Regions from separate parts of the Homo sapiens genome. Here region 2 is linked to region 1. Evidence: chromatin loops called from intact Hi-C (ENCODE). Cell type or tissue: PC-3. All regions are shown on one strand. Each heading gives the region's core, and the rest is flanking DNA. Links, peaks and the distances in the headings are about the cores only.

Region 1 (8,330 bases), core at 295-8,294:
TAGTAAAGATTTTATTGGAAACAATAGTGATTAATATTTCAAAATAAGCAGAAAAGCTTAGTTGGACTTGTGAGATTTTTAAAAGAACAGCGAAAAAAGCCTTTGAGAGATGATAAAATTAAGCTAGAGAAATATAACTCACCTAAAGCCCCACAAGCCAGTGACTGGAAAATGCATACATTACAAGCCTGGATAGGAAAGAATTTAAAATCTGACACATGGTATCAATCAGGGGCCAGCAGCCAGTGCTAAGTTTAATAACCTCTTCTACCTATGTTGATGACAACTCGAAGAAATTCATGAGCTGTACAATTTCAAGAGGTTCTCCTCTTGTCTGATAGCAATTACCTGGGCTTCGCTTCTACAGCTCTAAGAGGTTATAAAAAAGTTCAGTATCTGTGAAGAAAAAGAACTCACCAATCTATATGAGAAAAGTAGGCATAAATTGTCACAAACAGTTTTGAAAAGTTATAAAGTTGGTTTTGTTCTTCAAATAATATGAACAGACAAGAGCATATTCATGCAGTATTTTATTATGTAATGTATACAATATTTACATATAAAGTCTTGTTAATATCTGACTATGACACATTTTGTTTTTACTATTGATATTTAATTGAAACTATATGTATTAACATTTCAGAGCTTTGCTATTGCAGCATTAAGACTTCTAAATTATATTAACAAAATATTCTGAAGTGTACTTTTTAAAATATACAGCATAGAAACAATAGTTTTACAGTGGTGTTAGATGAGGGTTACTAAAGATTCTTAGTAGATAATATTAAATAATATATTTCCATTTTAAATGAGATCTGACAAGCAAATCCAAAGAGACTGTCAGTATTTTTAATGAAAACTTCACTTTTAAAACTAGCACATCCTATACATATTTTACTGAGGTAAAGGGAAGAACATTTGACTTTGCAATTAGTGATTTTGCATTTTGCTGGTGAAATTAGCCTATGGCTTATATGAACTTTGATAATTAGTTATTAAATCATGAAGTATATGGGACAATTAAATAATACACTTTACCTCATACTTCACTATGCTTGTAAAATATTTTCTTACACCTTGCAATCAATTTGGCAACTTCTGAAAGAGTTCATGTTAAAACATCTCCACAACAGTAATAGTCAATGTGTCTATTTCTGTAAGAAAAGCATATCTTCATTCAGCTTGTTTTCACTGATCAATATGGCATATCAAACCAGAATGTCTTAAAAATGGGCAAAACAGAGAATATTTGCCTTATATTGATTTCATTTGCAAATTGTCAAATGAATGCTGGTATATGAGACACAAAAATAATTTTATGATGGAAGTGTGTAAGAGATTTCAATTTAAGAAAAATAAGGACATTTGTACCTATTAGTATTAAAAGTGATTTAATTTTTTGTGAACAAAAACATTAGTTTTACACTTTAAAATGGACGTACATTAACTTGAAAACCGAAACAAAATAATGAGTAATAAAAATGTGCCAAGTTTATGAAATATGAAGATAAGTTTAAACTGCACAGTTTACATATACTGTTATTGATTAATATTTACATGCTTTACAAGAACAAAATAAAGAACCAAACAAAAATTTAAGAATAAAGTCCCGTAGCACAGCTGTGGCACTGAAAAATACACACACATACACACACACACGCACATACACACACACTATTTTGGTCCTCCATATAAATAAAAAGTAAGTGAAATAAGAAACACATTTGAATTAGAAGTGTGTGCACAATGTATATACCAGTAAAATATGTGTAAGGAAATAAATGTGAATTGATTCCATCATTATATATTTGAGATTGATTTTACTGTTGAGATATGTTGAGTAGCACCATTTGATGATTAGGTGGGAACATTATGACACTGGTTCACTAATAGTAAGTACAAATTTTTCTCCTAAAGGTTTTCTTATGGTAACTTTTACTGAAACTTGATATGTTAATTTTTCCTGAAGTAATAGCCGAACATTAATTATTATCAACATTATCTAAGATATAAGTCTGAACTAGGATATTTATAATGGAAATGTGGTAGACAGAGGCACTTTATTTTGGTCTTAAAAACTTCTGTTTAACATATTTCAGTCTTCTGTTCTATGGTAATACCAAAAATAACACTTTAAAAAAATTCAAGGAATGTTAGACATCAGGCTCACTACAGAACTATTTGCAAAGTAACTTCAAATTCCATACTTGCTACAAATGGAATGAATGCAGGGCAATAAAGAAAATATGCAAATCCTTTTATTTTTGTATCAATATATGATTTTGTATGCCAGAAGATATTGGAATTGTGTGAGCTGGTAGATTTGAAAGAAATACAAAAGAAAAACAGGAATGGTAAAGAATGATGCAAGGTAAATTTTAATACTACTGGAATGTAGACTGTTATCATTTTGCAATTCAAATCCAATAAATTTGATTTTAGTAAACTCGATTGAGTTTACTATATAGGTTGTTGCAAACATAATTGCAGTTTTGGCCATTAAACGTAATGGCCAAACCATTGTAATGGCCAAACAGCAATTACTTTTGCACCAACCTAATAAAAAAGTTCTAAGAAATGGATATAGCTATCATTCCCTTGACCCGATCACCTTCCTTTCTTAGTAATCTTACTAAAACCTTAGTAATGTTACTTAGTAATATATCTAAAACCTTAGTTTTTTAGTAAATACTCTTAGATTTTAAATTCAAATATCTCTATCAGAATTTTCATCCAGGAATACTCCTTCTATGTGAAATAATTTATTATGTTCCATTTATTCTGCTTCATGTAATGTTGGCATAATTATAAGGGAGTGATATACTCTTATTTAAATTGTATTTTTTCTACAGCTGAGAATTTTTTTTTTAAAGGAAACCACCATATTGGGTAAACTAGCATCTGCATGTAGGAAATAACAAACTGTCAAAATATTGATGATTCAATGTAAATAACCTCATCCTGGTTAAAGTAAAACACCAGCTTTATTAAGGCCACATATTTTTCCTAAATAACACATTATTTTAAAATTTTATGTATATATTTCAGAAAATTCCCTCTACCATGTTATGTGAAGCATTATAAAAGTAAAATGTTTTCAGATAGACCTGTAGCTAATATTATTTTAAAATTGGGCCCACAAATAAGAAACACACTTTCAAAATGAAAGAACTCTTTTGTTTTGAATCATGAACTCTGACATTTGCTAATTTGCATAATAATAGTCAACTAGCTCATCCTTCTATAACTTGGGTAGAAAAATAAACGACCAAATAAACAACTTGAGAATAAAGCCCATAGCATAATAGTAGTACTTAAAAATACACAAACACACACACTATATTTGATCCTCTACAAGTTAAATCACATCACTACTCATTGGATAAATGTAAACCAAAACCACAAAGAAATATCATCTCATACCAGTCAGAATGACTTTTATTAAAAAGTATAAAAACAACAGAATCTGGCAAGGCTGTGGCAAAAAGCAAATGCTTATACACGGTTGGTGGAAATGTAAACTAGTTTAGTCACTGTGGAAAGCAGTTTGGAGATTTCTCAAAGAACTTAAAACAGAACTACCATTCCACCCAGCAGTCCCATTACTGGGTATATACCCAAAAGAAAACACATTGTTCTACCAAAAAGACACATGTACTTGTGTGTTCATCACTGTGCTATTCACAGTAAAAAAGTCATGGAGTTAACCTAGGTGCCCATCAGCTGTGGATTGGATAAAGAAAATCTGCTATATATACATCATGGAATACTATGCAGTCATAAAAAAGAGTGAAATCATATCCTTTGCAGCAACATGGATGCAGATGGAGCCATAATCCTTAGCAAGTTAATAAAGGAATGGAAAACTAAATGCCACATGTTATATCTTATAAGTGGGAGATGAACTTTGAGTACTCGTGGACATAAAGATGACAACAATACACACCGGAAACTATCGGGAAGAGGGAGGGGTCAAGATTTTTAAAAATCTCCATTGGGTACTATGCTCACTACCTGGGTGATGGGATCAATCATACTTCAAACATCAGCATCACACCATATATTCATGTAACGAACCTACACATGTACCCCTGAATCTAAAATAAAAGTCGAAAAAGATGTTTGAATCAATAGTGTGTACACAATGTGTGTGTGTGTGTGTGCGTGTGTGTGTGTATATAAGTATGTAATCAGTTAATATGTGCAAGAAAATACAACTGGAGGCCGGGCGCGGTGGCTCACGCCTGTAATCCCAGCACTTTGGGAGGCTGAGGCTGGCGGATCACAAGGTCAGGATATCGAGACCATCCTGGCTAACGCGGTGAAACCCTGTCTCTACTAAAAATACAAAAAAATTAGCCGGGCGTGGTGGCGGGCGCCAGTAGTCCCAGCTACTGGGGAGTCCGAGGCAGGAGAATGGCGTGAACCCAGGAGGCGGAGCTTGCAGTGAGCTGAGATTGCACCACTGCACTCGAGCCTGGGCGAAAGAGCGAGACTCTGTCTCAAAAAAAAAAAAAAAACAAAAAAAAAAAAACAAAAAAAAAAAAAGAAAATACAGCTGGATCCTATCATGATATATTTGAGATTGATATTATTGTTGGGAGGCTACTCTCTTGGGGGAAAAAGAAATAGACCCTCGTTATGTCCCAAATCTGTTCCTATTTTGCACCTGTACCTTTACTTGGCTAGAGAAAAATGAAATTGAGAAACATAAATTGCAAGTTGGTGCCACCTGTTGAACTGTCATTGATGTTACTGTTGAGTTTGCTTTTCTATATTTTTTAATGGCTATATTAGTCATTCTCCTTTTTCCTCAGTTTTCTCACATCTCTTCACCACTCTTACATACAGGGGCTGACGTTGCTTCTTAATTCAGTAAGAAAATTCCAGTTCTCACAAAATAAATTTCAAAACCTCCCCAACTCACAACTTCTCACTTACTGGCATTAGTGCCATATAGTACATCTTCCCTCTTGTTTTTTTTTATGAGACAGCACATTCCTGAGATGGGGAAAAGTCATATAAAAGTATGACACACAACAAATTATCAGTATTATTGCATGTAAAAGAATTTAGATACTGCAGAAACAAAAACAAGTGTTACCAAGTCCACATGGCTTGGTTTTCCTGAACAGCTAAGCAGTTCTTTTCAGCACATTTATCTTTTCAGAACCTTCCTCTTTAAGAAACCTGTGAGTCACTTGTGCATGGCTTTGTCCCATCTTGACCTCTTCAGGGCATTAGGACAACTATTTTCCTCTGTCCCTGGTATCCTCAGGATTACCCTCATCTGCATTTGAATATTGCTCTCATATAAAAAGTTACTTCTTGGACCTCCCCATTAACACCAGATCCATCTTTTTTTCTTGATTTTCCAGTCTTTCCCTGCTATCTCTGTATTAAAACTGTTCTTGTAAAAAGCCCCTAATAACTGACAACGACTGAATGTAGAGTAAATTCTCAGTATCCCTCTTGCGTAACCTTTCCATAACTTCTCAGCCTTATTTAACAGTGCCGATTATTTCCTTTTCCTTACAATACTGTTCCTAGACCATGCTTTCATGGCTTTCCTCCTATTTCGCCACTACCCTTCCCATTTTTCCTTTGGTGCTTCCCTTACTTTCTCTTAATTGACTGTGGTGATTCCCAGGGCTTAGTCTTTGAATTCTTCCCATTTTATATCCACATTTATTCCCTTGATCTTCTCTAGAAATATCTTCAAATATATCTCAAGTTGGTATGTCAGCATGGACCAGTCCTGTTAACTCGAGTCTGTATTCTGCTGCTTATGTGAAATCTGCAACAGTTCCTCTTTTGAACATGCTGATCTTAACATACCCAAGGCTAAATATCTGGTTTCCTCAATGTGACCTGATAGAGTTTTATACTTCATTTTCCTCATAATGAACACACAATAGCGTCATTCTTAGCTTTTTTCTTTCACATCCAAATCTATCTGATCCATAAATCCTGTTGACTCAACTTTCAAAATATTTAGAATCTCATCACTTTGGAAACCCTGGATAATTAGATCCAAGCTTAGAAGATACTTTCTATGGACTGTTGCAAATGTCCCCTACAAATGATTTCACTGCTCCCCCTTTTGTCGCTCACAGTGTCTTCTTAAACCAGCAGCCAATATGATCTTATTAAAATGAAAGACAGATGCTAATGGCACTTTTCTCAAACCCTTCGATGGTTTTCTGTTTCTATACTAAAAGCTAAATGAACTTTCCAAATATTTCCTCTCCGATTACTCCATTCCAGTCTCCTCTGCCTGGCCTGCAACAGGCATGCTGTTTCCTCACAGCCATGGACATGATAGCCTTCTGCCTGAAGAAATCTGTCCCCACACTTACAAATAGTTTGTTCACTCACCTGACCCCAGTCCTTGTTCAATCACAACCCACCTATTGAGGCCAACACTGATTGCTCCTTTTAAAAATATTAACAACAATCACCCATGGTTCCCATTGCCTTTACATTGTCTTGTTTCCTTCCTTTGTTCTTAACACCTTCTAAGATATTATATCATTACTTTATTATGTTTATTGTTATGGTTCGGAGATATTTTCAAATTTTTACTTTGTATAGTATGTATCTGGAGCAGTATTCAACAAAATACTATATTTGGAATCCAAGTGTTTATTATGGCTTTTAAAAAAATTAGTCTGTAGATTAAAAATAAATACATAAAGCTAGCCAAATAAATATGCCTACCTCTTGTGTTTTGCACTGACAATCCAAAGGATCATGTGACTGTAGAATGTTCCATTCTATTTGCTTGGGCAGATGAGGCAGGAGAGGAAGAGCAGGGTGAGAGAGGCAGAAGCAGAGGAGGTGTGCAGTGAGAGGCAGACGGTATGCAGAAACTCAGAGGACTCATATTTATCTACCTTATTTGTTTTCTTGGTTTATGGTTTGGCCTTAAGATATTCCATCATTTTAATTCTAATTTTCAGCAGCTAGAAATATTTATATTGGTAGCTAAATTAATATAATGTGGAAATATTGGCATTGTAAGCACCCAAAGGAATAATAATTAATTTTGCTATGGAGTAATGTTTTAGATTTATCTTTCCCTTTGCATGGAATTTAAATCATATTGTCCCTTATGAGTACAAAATAGCTTACCTGCAAGTCTAGCTCACTTTGAATCAATGATTACAACTGATAACACTGTATGTCATGTTTCAGAGCAAAACCGCTGATGTCTTTAAAATTAAAGTCATTGGCATAGTCTACTTTATGAGTTAGGTATGACTGAGTTAGGCTCTTTCTTTGATCTATAGATTTAAATTTTCAGTTTATCTTAAATTGAACTATTAGTAGAGAAAATTAATTGCAGTTATGCTAGTCTACTAAAAATAAGAGATCACTGGATTGCATATGAAAAGGAATAATTTCCATTCTTCATGTAGCTTTGCTATCACCTGTAACGACATAGTTGAACTACAGGTATTAAGATATACTTTACTTTTCAAAGAATCTGCGTTACATAACAGTCATTGATAACTCTTTTTTTTTGTTTTTTGGTAGTGTTAATGCAAGATATTACTATGTTAAATCCTAATTTGCATATATCCTAGTTCATTTTAAAAAACATGATTCTTATAATTAAGAATGTAATGAATGTTACATCTTCAGTTAACCATGCTAAAATTTGTGCTGGTCTTTAGGAATGAGCGAAAAATTGTAAATTAAAATGTTTGGTTCTGTATTTGCTAGATTTGGATACCAGAGCAAGTTACCCACATACTTTCTATATTTTTATAGAAATTACTGATTTATAGTATGTATTTATATTTTTCTTCATGTGTGCAAAGGTATTACTATTTTCAAAATGTTAATGTTTATAAATGAAAGAATATGTATACTCATTTCAGAATGGGTGGAAATAAAATTCAAGTTTAGACATTGGTATTTTAAACATAATGATATTAGATTCTGTATTTCTCTCAATGAAAACAATATATGAGCAGACAGTTAATGTCCTCATGTCTTTTAAAAATAGCTCTTTTCTTTGGATGTATATTTTATAAATTAATTAAGTAAAAATGTGAATAGGTGTTTGCTATAATAAGCTTAATTTATGCACAACAATAAATATGTCACCATTTATTCTAAGAATAAGAAAACTACTAATTCAGTATTGATAAGGTTAAATATTGCTAAAACATTGACTGCTCAGGAGACATAGAAGGTTTTCTTGTAAATATGATAATATAGAAAATGGAATACAGCTATATTATCTCTATACTTATAGTTGCCTGTCTTTCTATAATCTGTCTCTATTATCTATGTATCTATCCTTTGATCAAACTTTAATA
Region 2 (8,330 bases), core at 227-8,226, 760 kb after region 1:
ATGTACCACACAAAGAGTAGGCCCTGATACAAACTATGGGCATTAGTTGATGTGTCAATATTTGCTCATCAATTGTTACAAAATGTATCACATTAATGGAAAATGTTTATAATAGGGGAAACTGGAGGAGTTAAAGAGTAAATTAGAATTCTGTGCTTTATGTACAATTTTTCTATAAAACTTAAACTACTCACAAAATAAAGTATAATAACTTTTTTTTTTTTTTTTTGAGACAGTCTGGCTCTGTCGCCCAGGCTGGAGTGCAGTGGCGCGATCTCAGCTCACTGCAACCTCCACCTCCTGGGTTCAAGCGATTCTCCTGCCTCAGCCTCCCGAGTAGCTGGGACTGCAGGTGCGTGCCGCCACGCCCAGCTAATTTTTGTATTTTTAGTAGAGATGCGGTTTCACCATGTTGGCCAGGATGGTCTCGATCTCTTGACCTTGTGATCCACACTTCATGCTAAAAACGCTCAATAAACAAAGTATTGGTGGAACATAGCTCAAAATAATAACAGCCATTTATGACAAATCCACATCCAATATCATACTGAATGGGCAAAAGCTGGAAGCATTCCCCTTGAAAACCGGCACAAGACAGGATGCCCTCTCTCACCACTCCTATTTGACATATTATTGGAAGTTCTGGCCAGGGTAATCAGGCAAGAGAAAGAAAGGTATTCAAATAGGAAGAGAGGAAGTCAAACTGTCTCTGTTTGCCGGCAACATGATCCTATATCTAGAAAACCCCATCGTCTCAGCCCAAAAGCTCCGTAAGCTGATGAGCAACTTCAACAAAATCTCAGGATACACAATAAATGGGCAAAAGTCACAAGCATTCCTATACACCAACAGTAGACAAGCAGAGAGCCAAATCATAAATGAACTCCCATTCACAATTGTTACAAAGAATAAAATATCTAGGAATACGACTAGCAAGGGATGTGAAGGACCTCTTCAAGAATTGCAAACCTCTGCTCAAGGAAGTAAGAGAGGACACAAATAAATGGTAAGACATTTCATGCCCGTGGATAGGAAGAAACAGTATCATGAAAATGGCCATACTGCCCAAAGTAATTTATAGATTCAATACTATTCCCATTCAACTACCACTGACATTCTTCCATTGAATTAATTCAATGGATTAATTAATTAAATTAACCATTGAATTAAAAAACAAAGCTACTTTAAAATTCATATGGAATCAAAACAGAGCCCGTATAGCCAAAAAAATCCTAAGCAAAATGAAAGAAGCTGAAGGTATTATGCTACCTTACTTCAAACTATATTACAAGGCTACAATAACAAAAACATCATGATACTGGTAAAAAGCAGACACATAGACCAGTAGTACAGAATAGAGATCTCAGAAGTAAGGCCACACATCTACGACCATCTGATCTTCAGCAAACCTAACAAAAATAAGCAATGGGGAAAGCATTTCCTATTTAATAAATGGTGCTGGGAAAACTGGCTAGCCATACGCAGAAAATTGAAACCGGAAACCTTCCTTATACCTTATAGAAAAATTAACTCAAGAGATGGATTAAAGACTTCAATGTAAACCTGAAGCTATAAAAACCCTAGAAGAAAATCTAGGCAATACCATTCAAGACGTAGGCACGGGCAAAGATTTCATGATGAAATCAACAAAAGCAAAAGTTGACAAATGGGATCTAATTAAACTAAACAGCTTCTGCACAGCAAAATAAACTATTATCAGAGCAAACAGACAACCTACAGAATGGGAGAAAATGTTTGCAATCTATCCATCTGACAAAGGTCTAAGATCCAGAATCTACAAGGAACTTAAATTTACAAGAAAAAAAAATCAAAAAGTAGGCAAAGGACATAGACGTTTCTTAAAAGAGAACATTTATGTGGCCGACAAACTTATTAAAAAAAAGCTCAACATCACTGATTATTAGAGAAATAAAAAATCAAAACCACAATGAGGTATCGTCTCATACCAGTCAGAATAGCGATTATTAAAAAGTCAAGAAACAACAGATGCTGGTGAGTCTGTGGAGAAATGGAAATACTTTTACACTGCTGGTGGGAATGTAAATTAGTTCAACCATTGTGGAAGACAGTGTGGCAATTCCTCAAAGATTTAGAAATAGAAATACCATTTGACCTACAATCCCATTATGGGGTATATACCCAAAGGAATATAAGTCATTCTATTATAAAGATACATGCACCCATATATTCATTGCAGCACTATTCACAATAGCAAAGAAATGGAATCAACCCAAATGCCCATTTTTGAAAGACTGGATAAAGAAAATGTGGTACATACACACCATGGAATACTATTCAGCCACAAAAAGGAAAAAGATCATGTCCTTTGCGAGAACATGGATGGAGCTGGAAACCATTATCCTCAGCAAACTAACACAGGAACAGAAAAGCAAACACCGCATGTTCTCACTTATAAGTGGAAGCTGAACAATGAGAATACATAGACACGGGGAGGGGAATAATGCACACTGGGGCCTGTCAGGGGCTGGGAGGAGGAACAGCATCAGGATAAATAGCTAATGCATGTGAGGCTTAATACCTAGGTGATGGGTTGGTAGGTGCAGCAAACCACCATGACACACATTTGCCTACATAACAAAGCTGCATGTCCTGTACATGTATCCCAGAAGTTAAAATTACAATAAAATTAAATAAAAAAAGAAATTACCCAGCATGTAAAAATCAAGAATTCTAAATATATATACATTTAATTTGTTAGACGTCTCTAATCTTTTTTTCAAATAACCCTATTTTTATTTGTCTCTCTTTTCAAGCACTACATTTCTTCCTAAGCAAAATGAAACCTCTCCACTCTTAATTATTTTTGCCAAAATTTTTTTTTCAGTGAACCAGGTTTTGGTTTTCTTAGGTAAGTTTGCTATTTGCATTTTTTAAACTGTTTATTTTCTATTTTAGTCCTTTCTACTTTCCTTTATATTAATTTTGACATTGTACTTACTTTAGATTTATTTTTGTCCTTTTGTTTCTTGAATTGAATATTTAATTACCTTTACCTTTTTTCTTTTTAATAAATGTATTTAAAGCAATACAATTTTTTTTTACAGTCTCGCTCTGTCACCCAGGCTGGAGGGCAGTGGCACGATCTCGACTCACTGCAACCTCCACCTCCTGGGTTCAAGTGATTCTTCTGTCCCAGCCTCCTGAGTAGCTGGGATTACAGGCATGTGCCACCACATAGAGCAATACAATTTTTGTCAGTATTGGTGTGATTACTTTCCACCATTCCTAACTTGCAGTCCTCTCATTATCCTCTATGAATAGTTTGCAGTTTAGAATTTGACAAACTTCAAAAAAATAAAAATACTTTTACAAATAAATGTTAAATACAATGCATAGGATTTATTTTGACTTCATAGTAGTCAGAAAAGAGTGATTGTATCATTATTTCTTTGGGGACTTAATGTAATATTTGTGGCTTAATACAGGGTAAATTTCTGTGACTATTCATCAACGTTTGAAAATAATATGAAATCCCTCTTGGAGGTATGTTTTTATGAAGGCTCCGGCTTCCTAATTGCATGATTCAATCCACAGTATTCATACTTATTTCTCCCTATTTGGTCTAACTTTTGCCAAGATAATTTTTAATGTTTCTTATACTGATCACTCTTTTCATATTCTTGTATTTTCATCAAATTCTATTCCAGATATTTCAAACCTGTAATAAGCATGCACATTCATAACTTTCATGCTTCCTTGTTGGAAGTGTATTCTATCAATATGAAATATTTCTCTGAATTATCTTTTAGTCATTTTAATATCAAACTCCACGTTATTAAAGAATACTGTGTAATCTGTGATGTTTAATTTGCCAGGGATTATTATTCTTTCTTCTCTCTCTGTTTCTCATGTTTGTTCTTGCTTTTTCACTGCCTTCTTTTTCCTTTTCATAAGAAAAGCTTGTGGGGAAAACGTCTAATTGTGCTAAAGGAAAAATGAAAGAAGAATAAGTTTCCTCTTTTTAGCTAATCAAAATGTCTTATACTTACTTGAAATATTCTTCTAGAAATCTAAATTATGAATCTGTTATATTTTTCATTATTTTAAGCATTATGATTTTAGAAGAGTTAGAGCTATGACTCAAAGCCTTTTTCTAAAGTAAAGGTCATTTTACAGAAAATTATTTACATTATTCTGTACCTTTTCAGTCGATAAAATTTCAAAACTCAAATTTGTCAATTCTCATACCTCTACTCTGTAGAAAACAGGGACATAATTTTTAACATTGCAGATTTGACAGCAACCACGAATGGCAAGGGAGAAAGTGCATGATTTAAAAAATTTAAACCTTATTTTTAAAAACAAGGAAAGCAGGACAAAATTGTCAGAGAATAAGGGAAATGAGGGTAACCCCATAAACTGCTGTCACAAACCACTCACATTTTGCTGCAGGCTTCCTCTTGAGAGGGTTTGCTGCCCCCTCTTGGCCTTTGCAGTGGGATGCAAAAGAAAAACGGAAAAAACAGGCATCAAAGAGGCTTAACAAAAGCGCTTGAGTCTAAAATATTTTGAAGAACAATGTATGTGCTGTATGAAACAACCTTTGTGGAGGAGTCTGTGACTCTCTAAGGCTGCCCCACTCTCCAGTCCCTTAACAAGAGAAAGCTGCCTGTAATCCCAGCACTTTGGGAGGCCGAGGCGGGTGGATCACGAGGTCAGGAGATCGAGACCATCCTGGCTAACACGGTGAAACTCTGTCTCTACTAAAAATACAAAAAATTAGCCGGGCGTGGTGGCGGGCACCTGTAGTCCCAGCTACTTGGGAGGCTGAGGCAGGAGAATGGCGCGAACCCGGGAGGCGGAGCTTGCGGTGAGCGGAGATCGCGCCACTAGACTCCAGCCCGGGCGACAGAGCGAGACTCCGTCTCAAAAAAAAAAAAAAAAAAAAAAAAAAAAGAGAAAGCTGACGTTAAGGATCTTCCTGCCTTGTGAATTGTCATGCTCTGTGTAATTGGATCCCACCCACTGACTGGGCTCCCGGGACAAGGCCACCATCTACATCCTCTGAACAAACTAGGCTGCATGACATAAACCCCACACAAAACTGAGCAATAAAAGTGTTTCATGTTGAAAGATAAGTAAATCGTTTTTCAGAACATACTAAGAGCAGTATAGGAAATAAGAGAAGCAGCAGGTAAAAATTGAAGTACATAAAGCCAGAAGCAGAGATTATTACAAAGAGAGATGAAAACAAGGGAGAGAAAACTAATTTAAAAAAAAAAGAGTTTGCTAGAACTCAAAACCCAAAAGCTGTGACTATGCTACCCTGCATTGTTGCACTTTGCACATGTGACGACATTCACAATCTTGAGATGGAGAGAGTATCCTGGATTATCTAAGCGGGCCCAATGTAGTCACATGAGTCCTTCCTAGAAAAAGCAGGAAAGTCGGAATTGAAGAATGATACAAAGATGGAAGCAGACTCAGACAGAAAGAGAAAGCGGGAGAAAAAGCGAGCGAGCGAGAGAGAGAGAGATTTAAAGATAGTACACTCCTGATTTCGAAGATGGAGGAATGTTGATGAGCCCAGGAATGCTGGTGGCATCTAGAAACCAGAAAGGTAAGCAAATTCTCTCCTAAAGGCTCAAAGAGCATAGCCTTTCTCACCCATTTTGAACTTCCGACCTCCAAAACCATAACAAATTTTTCTTGTTTTAAACCACTAATTTTGTAGTAATTTGTTACGGCAGCAAGAGGAAACCAATACACATGTTTCTGGATTTCTTAGAGAAACTTCAAATTTGCTGTTTCCCCTCCTGTTCCATTGACATGCTCCTACATTTTACTTACATTCCCTATTCTCACAATGTTATTCAACATCCCTATATTCTTCTGTATTTCCTATATGGTCATTCTTTATAATAGCAATATCATAATCCATAAACAGTACATCTAAATTTCCAAACCAAAATAGTGTCTTATTACAAACATGTCTTAAATTCACCTTTTTTTCTATTTTGACTGCTACTTCCTTAGTTCTCTTCTGTCTTATCACATATTTGAATTATAAGAACAAGAAACTAATGTTTTCTAGTCTCCAAATGATTCCCAATCAATTTCATACTATGAAATTATCTTTACATGAAAGCCTTTTTTTTTGGCGGGGCGGAGGTCGTCTCGCTCTGTTGCCCAGGCTGGAGTGCAGTGGCACGATCTTGGCTCACTGCAACCTCCGCCTCCCAGGTTCATGCCATTCTCCTGCCTCAGCCTCCTGAGTAGCTGGGACTACAGGTACCCGCCACCACGCCCGGCTAATTTTTGTATTTTTAGTAGAGATGGGGTTTCAACATGTTGGCCAGGGTGGTCTCGATCTCCTGACCTCGTGATCCGCCCGCCTCTGCCTCCCGAAGTGCTGGGATTACAGTTGTGAGTCACCGCACCCGGCCTATGTAACAGTCTTATGCCTTTAAAAAAAAAAAAATTCTATTGGCCAGGCGCAGTGGTTGTCACACCTGTAATCCCAGCACTTTGAGAGGCCAAGGCGGGTAGATCACGAGGTGAGAAGATCGAGGCCATCCTGGCCAAAATGGTGAAACCCCGTCTCTACTAAAAATACAAAAATTAGCCGGGCATGGTGGCGGGTGCCTGTAGTCCCAGCTACTCGGGAGGCTGAGGCAGGAGAATGGCGTGAACCCGGGAGGCGGAGCTTGCAGTGAGGCGAGATCACGCCACTGCACTCCAGGCTGGGCAACGGAGCGAGGCTCCATCTCAAAAAAGAACAAAATGAAACAAACAAAAAAAAAACTTCCGTTTTTCTCCACTACCTATAGGACACCAATTAGAATAATTAACTTAGAAGAGCAATTAAGTATAATGCGAAGATGCCCAGGAGAATAAATTATAATATTTTATTGAGATATTAAAGACCTGGATCTTGTGGACAGAAAAGTATTCCTTTAAAAGTACTCAAAAATATTGAAAATAGAAAAAAAATTAAGGTTATTTGTACTAAAATAAGAATAATTATCAAAAAATAAAATATTCTATTAAAATTATGCTATATTTTATATTATGCCATAAAAAGTAAAAATTATCTTTTAAATATTAAAAAAGTTACACACTGGAAATAATACCTTCAATACATATACTGATCAAAGATTAGTTATACAAGTATAACTAATAACAAAGACATGAATATAAAGAAATATATATGACTAGTAACACATTTGACTAATAATCATGAATATCAGTGTCAGGAAAATGCAAATCAAGACCACGTTGAAATACCAGTCTATGCCGCAAAATATTATAAAGAAATAAAAACACATTGATTACAATGACTCTCAACATACAGATAATCTTACAAAGACTCCCAAATAGTTATAGGTACCACAGCTTATTTTTGTTTTATATAGCTTTAAACAATTAAGAATTTAAAAATACATCTTCTTTTACAATTTAAATGAAAAGCAATGGAATCATTGATACAGGATTCATTAATACAAGAATCATTGAATGGAGAGAGGTAAAGGGATGGGACAGTGGAAGTAAATGATTTTATCTGGGTCACTGTCAAAGTTTTAACTTCTATTTTGGAAGGCAGTTTGATGGGTATTTATTATATCAATAAAAATAACTAAGTAGTCATCATGGAATAATAATGAGAGTACACCTTCAACAAAGAATTATGATTAATCCAGTTTTGTGTGTCTGCAGTTCAAAGGGTGGAGAGATGGGATGGGATGGGATGGGATGGGATGGGATGGGATGGGATGGGATGGGATGGGATGGGATGGGATGGGATGGGATGAGCAGGGCAGGGCAGGGCTACTGTCTCTGGAGCACTCTTTCTGTGGCAGTCCTTTGCTTGCTGCATTTGCATATATCCTAACGGAAGGGAAGGGAAGGGAAAGGGAGGGGAGGGGAGAGGAGGGGAGGGGAGAGCAGGGCTACTGTCTTTTGAGCACTTATTCTGCAGCAGTCCTTTGCTTGCTGCATTTGCATATGTCCCGATCAGTGCCCGTATATATCTTCTTTGTATAAGAATACTACTACTATTATGATTATTTAATAATAATAAGTATAACAATAGTATATTAGTATTATTAAGTATAATACTAGTAGTAGCATTAGCATAATACTATAATAGTATTAATAATATACTATTATACTTATTAAGTATTGTACTTAAGTATAAGACTATAATAATACTATTATTATACTATAATTTTCTTGTTAAGAAATACAAGCTCTAGGAGTCTTAAGAAACCATGCTGAGGTTAATATTTTGGAAGTGAAACTTGTAAACATTTCTGTTATTTAAAAATTCTTATTTAGGAAAGAATACT

Evidence for each region. Hi-C counts contacts between places; a loop is a spot of excess contacts. Peaks named below come from ENCODE experiments on the same cell type or tissue, not always from the same donor. Only the 100,000 strongest peaks of a DNase experiment are listed, where the experiment ranks them.
Region 2: a loop joins it to region 1, with 6 times the contacts of the local background. A loop is called at or near these places in 3 of 110 quality-filtered maps.

What each region holds. Positions count from the first base shown.
Region 1 is chr18:67,860,118-67,868,447 of GRCh38, forward strand. All of the region lies in intron 3 of DSEL-AS1 (DSEL antisense RNA 1), which reads left to right. Among named protein-coding and RNA genes, the nearest start is that of LINC01903, 49 kb to the left of the region's middle. In PC-3, for the core only: a CTCF peak has its summit at 4,728 (motif pointing left); a DNase peak (open chromatin) is centred at 5,054; H3K27ac peaks cover 1,064 bases.
Region 2 is chr18:68,619,082-68,627,411 of GRCh38, forward strand. No RefSeq gene overlaps it. Among named protein-coding and RNA genes, the nearest start is that of TMX3, 92 kb to the right of the region's middle. In PC-3, for the core only: a CTCF peak has its summit at 4,457 (motif pointing left); a DNase peak (open chromatin) is centred at 4,470.